Linked DNA regions of Homo sapiens: region 1 is linked to region 2. Evidence: chromatin loops called from intact Hi-C (ENCODE). Cell type or tissue: MCF 10A. All regions are shown on one strand. Each heading gives the region's core, and the rest is flanking DNA. Links, peaks and the distances in the headings are about the cores only. Region 1 overlaps ZBTB7C (zinc finger and BTB domain containing 7C). Region 2 has its middle 160 kb from the start of SMAD2.

Region 1 (4,384 bases), core at 212-4,211, 570 kb before region 2:
CCACCCTGGTCTCAAGGTGACTTCGGTGTTTCATCCCCAGAACCTCCCTTCCATGTGGCTGGAGCCTGGCCTTTTCATAGGTATTAACATCTCTCAGAATGGCCTACCTCCCTGCTGGAAAACTCCAATTCTCTTTTGTGACCACAACCTCCAGGCTCTTTGCTGGTTCCATCCCTGAGCAGGGAGTTCAGATGTTCCAGTGGAATCTTGGTAGGGTTGGTGAGAAAGCAGAGGTTGGCTGGGTCAGGTAAGGGAAGAGGCTGCCCACCCCATAGCATGTGAAGCCTTGGTGGAAGCTGGTGTGCCCAGGGGCCCAAGGCAGAGGCAGCAGGGTGAGGATTCATGCTGCTTGACGGGGAGAGGAGGGAGTGGGTGCACACGTGTTGCTCTGCCAGTCAGTTCTGCGTCTGAGGAAGCCTGCCTCTAACCTCCTGCCTCTGGAGGGCTTCCTAGGGGAAGCAGGGAAAAGAAAGCCTCAACTGAGGAATTATGGTATCTTTTATGGGAAAAAGCAACAGGCAAGAGCATATTGAAATTTGGGGATCACGGCTGGGAGTGGTGGCTCACGCCTATAATCCCAGCACTTTGGGAGGCCGATCACTTGAGGTCAGGAGCTTGAGGGCATGGTGGTGCGTGCCTGTAGTCCCAGCTACTTGGGAGGCCGTGGCAGGAGAATGGCTTGAATCCAGGAGGAGGAAGTTGCCGTGAGCCTGGGTAACAGAGCGAGACTCCGTCTCAAAAAAAAAAAAAAAAAAAAAAAACAAACAAAAACTGGGAATCACTCTATAGAAAAGGGTGATGCTGGCCCAGCGTGGTGGCTCATGCCTGTAATCCCAGCACTTTGGGAGGCTGAGGCTTGTGGATCATGAGGTCAGGAGCTCGAGACCAGCCTGACCAACATGGTGAAAACCCATCTCTACTAAAAATACAAAAATTAGCCAGGTGTGGTGGCGCGTGCCTGTAATCCCAGCTACTCAGAAGGCTGAGGCAGGAGAATCACTTAAACCCGGGAGGCAGAGGTTGCAGTGACCCAAGATCCCACCAGTGCACTCCAGCCTGGCAACAGAGCAAGACTCCATCTAAAAAAAAAAAGGAAAAAGAAAAGGGTGATGATGCTAGGGATGTAGAGTTGGAGTGAAATTCTAAATCTGATTTCACTTTCTCATCTGGCCTCCGTGGTTGGTCAGCTCCTCTGATGGTCTGTTAGCCCCGCTCTGGGGAAACCAGCCATTGAGACAGAAGGAAGCAGCGCCCAGTGACACTCTGCTTACCCAGAGACCAGCCTGCAAGCAACCTCTCCTATCCAGAACACAGACACAGATGGCAAAGTCAGGTAAAAGGGCCTCTGGTTAGCAAAAATGGCTAAAGCCTGGCACCTTATTTCCAAGAACACCCCTGCCCCCACCCTCACTCAGAACCCTGGGTTGCCCAGCCTTGGGGGAACCCATGTTCTGCATTAGAGGTACAGGAAGCGGCTTGAGGCAGGTGTTCTCAACCAGGGCATGACTCATGGGAGACTGACTATGAGGAAGGGGTGGATAGAAGAAGAAAAGCAGAGAGACAGAGACAAATGCTCAGCATGGCAAAGAGCCTTGTGCTGGTGGCAGAGGGTCAGCAAGACAAGGTTCAGTCATGTTCAGCATCTCAGCCCTTCAAGTGCTTTGTGGGGTGAAGCTGGGGCAGAAAGTACACACATTTTAGGGTTTGTGTCATTTGCCGATCACTTGAGGTCAGGAGTTTGAGACCAGCCTGGCCAACATGGTGAGGAAGAGAAGCATGTAAACATTAAAAGAATACTTTATGCAGTAGGTTTAAAAATCAAACACATTTTGTTGCTTAGTGGGGCAATGTTCAGTTGTTCAGTTGTCTAGAAAATCGTTGTATGTGAAATATCTCACCTGTATTACTAGATAAATGGTTATTTCCATGGGCATCATAGAGTATGAGAGCCAGATAGGACCAAGAGATCCCATAAACCCATTTTAACATTTTTATAGATCATGTAATTGAGGTTCAGAGATGGGAAATGATTTGCCCAAGTTCCCACAGCCAGATGGCAGCAGAGCTGGGCCTTGCACTTGGTTTGCCAGAGTGCAAAATGGATCCAGGAACTGGGCAGCAGGGCTGGGGCCAGACACTGCACCTCAGGCAGGATCAGCCAGACTGGGGCTGGGACCCTCTCCAGCCTCCCAGAGGTCGGAGCCAAGGCCTTGTTGGGACACTGGGGGACCTGAAATACCTGCCAAGGAGCATGCTGAAGAGACAGAAATATACTCCTGAAATACCCGCCCAGGAGCATGCTGAAGAGACAGAGTGGGATGGAGGTCTGGGGGTGTGGGGGGCGGTGCTGGTATGCCAGGAAAGCACAACAGAAGTGCGCAGGGCACCTTGGGGGTTGGGCATTTGGGAGTCGGGTGAACATGCCCAATTCCTAAGTGAATTCTGAGGCTGCTGTTCTAGAAGAGTCCACCTCTACGCATGTCAGAAACCAGTTTGAAAGGTAGCTGATAGCCCTGAAATAGGAAACAAAGAAGAAAATGCCAAGCACTCCTAGTAATCCTGCAGGAACCAGCTCCTGGAGTCTGATTTTTGCTTTCTATTTCCTGCAAGAAAGGGCTCCAAACCCAGCCTGTCCAGTGCACACCTACTGCAGCTTCTTACTGAACAGCTATCCACAGACTTCCTATTTTTACCCTTAATAACTGTAAGCTCGGGGTTACCAAGGTCTTCCTGTTGCTATAGTGAGAGGTGATAGCACCAGCCTTCCAAAGCGCTGGACCCTTGGCTTAGAGGAAAAACAGAATCTGGGTTGCTTTATTTTTGGGTTTGACTGAGAAGATTTAATGCACCATTTTGCAGCCTTTGCAACAATGGCAGTTTGTGCTTAAAATACAGAAAACCTCCATAACAAAGAATAACTGGTGATTTTGAGGAGTGGACATCAGAGAGTATATAGAAGATAAATTTTAAATTACAAAAATGACACAACTTCTTCCAGAAAATCCAGAGAATGACAAATAAATAAAAACACATGTCGTTACATTACCACAGCACAACCTTCATGGTCCTCATGACTTATCAGCTTTCCTAAACCTGCATTTGGCGGCGTTGAAGACATAGTATCCATATAATTGGTAGTCTGCTTTTTGAGTTAATATGCTATAAGCATTCTTCTGTGTTGCTGCATTATCTCAATAAGCATTATTTTTATTGGTTGGCTAATGTCATAATTTCATAAAGCGTTCTCCTACTTTTCCTCTTTGTCTCTTGAATCCACACTTGATCTCCATTATACCATCTTTGTCTAAATTCTACTCCTTCTCTGTTTTGGATAACTGGCTGGCCTTGTCCCTGTCTCCCTTTTTTTCCCCCTTTCCCCTTCCCCTCACCATACACGTGCCAGGACGTCCTCCACTCTGCAGCCTGGCTAATCAGAAGGTGATCCCAGACCAGTGGCATGGGCATCCCCTGGGAGCTTGTTAGCAATGCAGGATCTTGACTCCACCTGGGACCTACTGAACAGCACCTGCATTGTGACAAGATCCCAGGTGATTCATAAGCACGTAGAAGTTTGACAAGCACTGATTTAAAACACACTTCCCGGCCACGTGTGGTGGCTCACGCCTATAATCCCATCACTTTGGGAGGCTGAGGTGGGTGGATCACTTGAGGTCAGGAGTTCAAGACCAGCCTGGCCAACAAGGTGAAACCCCGTCTCTACTAAAAATACAAAAATTAGCCGGGTGTGGAGGTGTGTGCCTGCAATCCAGCTACTCGGAAGGCCGAGGCAGGAGAATAGCTTGAACCTGGGAGGTGGAGGTTGCAGTGAGCCGAGATCGTGCCACTGCACTCCAGCCTAGGTGACAGAGCCAGACTCCATCTCAAAAATAAATTTAAATAAATAAATAAATAAAACACACATCCCCATGGCTCCAGGGTAGAAGCCCCACTCCTAGCCAGGTGCATAGCCTGCTGAGTAAAGACCAAAGCAGGCGGGGGAGGGAGTGCAGAGGGAAGGGGATAGGCCAGTGGAACAATCTGCAGGTGGCAGGCAGCTGTGGGCCAGGAAGTTTAGAGAGGTTGGGAGAGAGGAGGGGGCCTGTTAAGGAAGTTCCAAAATCCAGATCCGCAGATGATGCAGATTGAAAACTGGGAGCCCAACAGGCTATTAGGGGAAGGAGTGTGGGCGTGGGCAGCACATCCACCACTCCCGACCCACTCCTGTTTCATAGATGAAGAAGCCAGGGCACAGAGAAATTAAGTTGCTTACCCAAGGTCACACAGCTGATAGGTGGTGGAGCTGGGATACAAACCTGATTCCAGAGCCCACATTTCTTAACCAGCCAGCAATGCGGCCTCCAGAGTGTGGGCTAAATATAGGAGG
Region 2 (4,384 bases), core at 318-4,317:
ACTGTTGTCTCATCCTTATCTCAGCTGACAACTGATAGACCCAGGGGTGAGCACCTTGGCCCAGGTTGGACCCATCTGTCTCTTTCCTGGACTTCAGGGTGGGGACTAAGAGAGAAGTCCACCTTATTCACATTTTTTCCCACATGTCCTGGAGAAGGCAGTCTAAAGACAGAGAAAGACTGAAGGAATGGAGCCGTGTAGAGTATGAATGATGCAGGGAGAGTGGACCCCAATTCCAGTTGTTTCTGAACCCCAGCTCATCCTTGCACTTAGATTGTTTTTGTTTTGTTTGTTTGTTTGTTTTTTGTTTTGAGATAGAGTCTTTCTCTGTCTTGCCCAGGCTGGATGCAGTGGTGGGATCTCAGCTCACTGTGCAACCTCCACCTCCTGGGTTGAAGTGATTATCCTGCCTCAGTCTCCCAAGTAGCTGGGATTACAGGCGCCTGCCACTGTGCCTGGCTAATTTTTTGTATTTTTAGTAGAGACAGGGCCAGGCTGGTCTCTACTAAAGACCATTGTCCAGGCTGGTCTTGAACTCCCGACCTCAGGTGATCCACCACCTTGGCCTCCCAAAGTGACTGCACTTAGTTTCTTATAAACAATTTTCACTTGTGGTGAAGCTAGTTTGAGTTGGGGTTCTGTTACTTACAGTGAAAATATGAGCCTTTGTGCCTTCATATTTGGAGACCGGAGTATTTATGATCAATATTTAAAACAAGACCTAGTTCCTACCTTTATCAGCAGCATTAACCAAACGGTTAGAGACCTAGACAGGCTGACAGCCCCATCGTCCTCTGTATTGGCAGAACCACTCTTGGGTCTTTGGGTCCATTTCCAAGAGATACAGTGCAAGATAATAAAATGAGGAGGGTGGGAGCCTGGGAGGGGTTTGGGAACAGAGATCTAACTCTAAGAAGCTCTTTGCCAGGACAAATGAGGGCAAGACATTGTTTTCCTTTTCACTGCTGTGTCTCTTAAGCCTCAGACAGGGCCTTGAATAGTGCCTGGCACATGGGAGATGCACATAAAGCATTTATGGAATGAGTGTAATGTGGGAGTGCTCACTTCTCCGGTGTTCTAGAATAGAGGGCTTCCACGTTTGTGAGAAGTATTGGTGGCTAGGGGGAGTGGGGAGAATGGAAGATGTGGATCGCAATGAAACTGAGGTTTGATGGCAGGAAGATACCCTAGGGCGGGGGTGGTGTGGAAGTGGCCCATGTTCTGTGTTGCTGCCTCCAGCTCGTGCCTGCTGGCCTCTGTGCCATTGTTTATGTCATCTCACCTACCAACCTTGGGGACCCCATTTCCTCAAGTCCCATCCCTCTGTGATGACTTTACTGACCACCCCAGCTGGAAGAGCTCCTTTCCTCAGTGCAGCTCACCTGGCAGTTATTTACATAGTGTCTGGCTTGACAGCTCAGTTGGGAGCTCTTGAAGGACAAGGACGTGATCGTCATCAGCACACCCCTAACCCTCCTAGAACCTGCCCCACAGCAGCATTCAGGGCACAACAGCTGATGAGCCCAGGCCTGGACCAGGCTGGCTGACATGGAAGGTTCAGGGAGAATGTGGGCAAGGTGACTGAGACCTCTGTTTCTACTGGTCCTCCTTCACTTCTGTCAGTCCATGATTCTCTCAGCATTTCATTTGTGCCCTTTTATTTCTTCTCCTGGACTGTTAGTTTACAGTCTTGTTAGGGGTAATTCCGCTACCCCAGAAATCAATGCCTTGTGACCTGTTGTGCAAAGTGCATGGGCTCCCCGAGACCTTCAGAGCAGCCCACAGGGCGCAGAGAAGGGGGCAGTCTCTCCTGCGTCCTAAGTCCTGCCTCCCCCTGCTCCCTCCCTCTCCAATGCCACCCTCTCTCCCTGATTCCTTTTGGGTAAAAGAGCATTAGTTATTGATTTTTTTTTTTTTTTTTTTTTTTAATGACAGGGTCTCACCCTGTCGCCCAGGCTGGAGTGCAGTGGTGCAATCTTGGCTCATTGCAGCCTCTGCCTCCTGGGTTCAAGCAATTCTCCTGCCTCAGCCTCCCGAGGTGCTGGAAGTACAAGCACACGCCACCATGCCTATCTAATGTTTGTATTTTTAGTAGAGATGTGGTTGGCCAGGCTGGTTTCGAACTCCTGACCTTAAGTGATCCTCCTGCCTTGGCCTAACCAAAGTGATGGGATTACAGGCATGAGCCACTGCCCCCGGCATGATTTTTTTTTTTTTAATTCCAGGTTTGAGGCTCCTAGACAATCAGTCAGTTCATAATCCTCCAAGTCGCGAAGTACCCACTCCCACCAACTTTTATAAACCCCTGTCTTCGAACAAGATGACCTTGGCTTTCTTTCAGCCTCCTTTGCTGAAGCCGTTGACTGGTATCACCAGGATAAACACAGGCGTGGGCTGACCACAGGGAGCAGAGGTGCTGGGCCTGATTTAGCCTCTAGGCCTTGAGGGGGTAGCTGATGGGGCAAGCTTCCTGGGCGGGATTACAAGAAATCCTAGGGCATCCTTGGGCGGTGTGTCTGGGGGGTCCAAGGGTGTTCTGAATCTGTGTGACCATAGTGAGCGGCTGTGCCGAGGCATTCTTCCAGGGAGAGGGTCAGTAGTTTTCATCGGTTTCTCAAAGGAGCCTGTGACTTTCAAAACTTTAAGGAGGCTGGCGTGGATGATCTCCCTCGAGGTCCTTCCTGCTTCAGCCTCTGCACTTAGGAGTTAAGAGCTTTGTTAGGAGCCACGGAGTGGAGACACAGGCAGTGGCTGATTCCTGGGCGCCGCCTTCTGGTGGTGGGGTGCATAGCACCTTTGGGCAATTGGAAAACCCCTGGGCCGACTTCCTGTCTGGACAAGCCCTAGGAAAGGCTCTGGGAGGAGTTTTTGGAATCTGGGTGCAGCTGCCTTCCCTCCCAAGAGATGGAGAATGGTTCTGGTCCAAATATGGAAGGGAAACCCTGGCAGGTCACATTCCTTCTCCTCGTTCACTCTGCACTTGGCTTCTGAGCCCCCTCAGGAGGCTGCATGGGAGTTGAGAGTCAGGAACCATGTTAGCCCTGGTCTGGTCTGGGTAGAGGGTGTGGCAAGAGTGGCCTTGGTTTGGGAGGGAGGAAGTTTTGCCTTAACTAGGGGTAGAAGACCTAAGGAACCCTGGCCAGAATAAAGGCAGAGCTTTGTACATCTCAGAAGGCTTCCCTCAAATCAACGCCTTCACCCTACTTCCATCGGGAGAGGCAGGTCCTGTCTGAGTCCAATTCACAGATAAGGACAGTGAGGCCCATGTAGGTGATGTGATTTGCCTAAGCCTACACAGCTAGACGGATTTGGATCCAGTCTTTCCACTGGAAGTCCCACTGAAGATAAACACTCCCACCTTCCCCAGCCTCCTTGCCTCCTCCCCTGACACCCCCGCTTGGGCTGCCTGGGGTCAAGAACCTGCATTTAGCTCAGCATGCTTCTGGTGGGTGGAGTCCAGGGGGAAGGGTGAGAGTCCTGCTTTCTAGTTCCTTCCACCCTCCATGTGCAGTGGACCCATAGGACCAGACCAACTGCCTTGGGCCTGGGGCAGAGCAGGGCAGGAAGCTGAGGCCGCCTCCTCAACAGGGGTGCTCCCTGTACCATCCTCCCTGAGGTTGGAAGGCAGCTGCTTTGGGATAACAAAAAGGAAGGCCCCAGTTCCCACATCAGAGTGTAAAGCAATGGGGCTCAGCATCCCACTGGGTGTTGGAGGCTGAATATGCAATAGAAGCCACGGAAGGTTTGACCATCAAGTGATGGGTCCATGACATGTTACTGAATGTAAGTCAGGTTGAAGCTGGGAGGATGGTATTACAGAGCCCTTTGTCTTCCCAGCTTAGTTGCCACTTCCTCTGGCAAGCATCCCTAATGGCCACTCTGAGTTTGGGAACCTTCCCCCGTCTTCCTCCCTGGTACGTGGAACTCACATGCTCATTGCATTTGACACTCTCCATTGTATTTTCCCATTTGCTTGTCGGTAGCCCTCTTAGGCTCTGGGCATCTAAAGGTAAGACCCCGTTTGTCACATTTCACTATGGTAACATCACATTTCACTATGGTAACCCAAGCATTTAGCCCACAGCCTGGCACATGATAGGTGCTTACAAAAATGTGTTGAATGAGAAACAGATCCTATCACATAGTATCCTGGTCAGAAATAGAATTGTTGGGAAATTTCTTACCTGGACAAGAATTCTGAGATGTTCAGAGGAGGACAGACAGCTACCAGGTTCCCCAGAAAGACACAAAGGAGCAAGGATTCCTTGGTTCTGCCTCGAGTCCCAGCATGAGTGGGTCTCCTGGCTGCAGTGTTCATGAGTTCTGTGTCTTGGTCGAGCTGTCTCAGTGGAGACTTGACTGTGCAGGATGCTGTGAGTTTGTG

What was found. A loop is a pair of places that touch in the nucleus more often than their neighbours do. Peaks named below come from ENCODE experiments on the same cell type or tissue, not always from the same donor. Only the 100,000 strongest peaks of a DNase experiment are listed, where the experiment ranks them.
Region 1: it touches region 2 in a loop (12-fold over the local background); 3 of 110 quality-filtered maps call a loop at or near these places.

The regions. Positions count from the first base shown.
Region 1 is chr18:48,343,502-48,347,885 of GRCh38, reverse strand. All of the region lies in intron 1 of ZBTB7C (zinc finger and BTB domain containing 7C), which reads left to right. It overlaps LOC124904352 (a long non-coding RNA gene), which reads right to left. Exons shown (of 3, transcript XR_007066457.1): 2 at 4,271-4,370. Among named protein-coding and RNA genes, the nearest start is that of ZBTB7C, 64 kb to the left of the region's middle. In MCF 10A, for the core only: a CTCF peak has its summit at 2,077; a DNase peak (open chromatin) is centred at 2,065.
Region 2 is chr18:47,771,210-47,775,593 of GRCh38, reverse strand. No RefSeq gene overlaps it. Among named protein-coding and RNA genes, the nearest start is that of SMAD2, 160 kb to the left of the region's middle. In MCF 10A, for the core only: a CTCF peak has its summit at 2,766 (motif pointing left); a DNase peak (open chromatin) is centred at 2,773.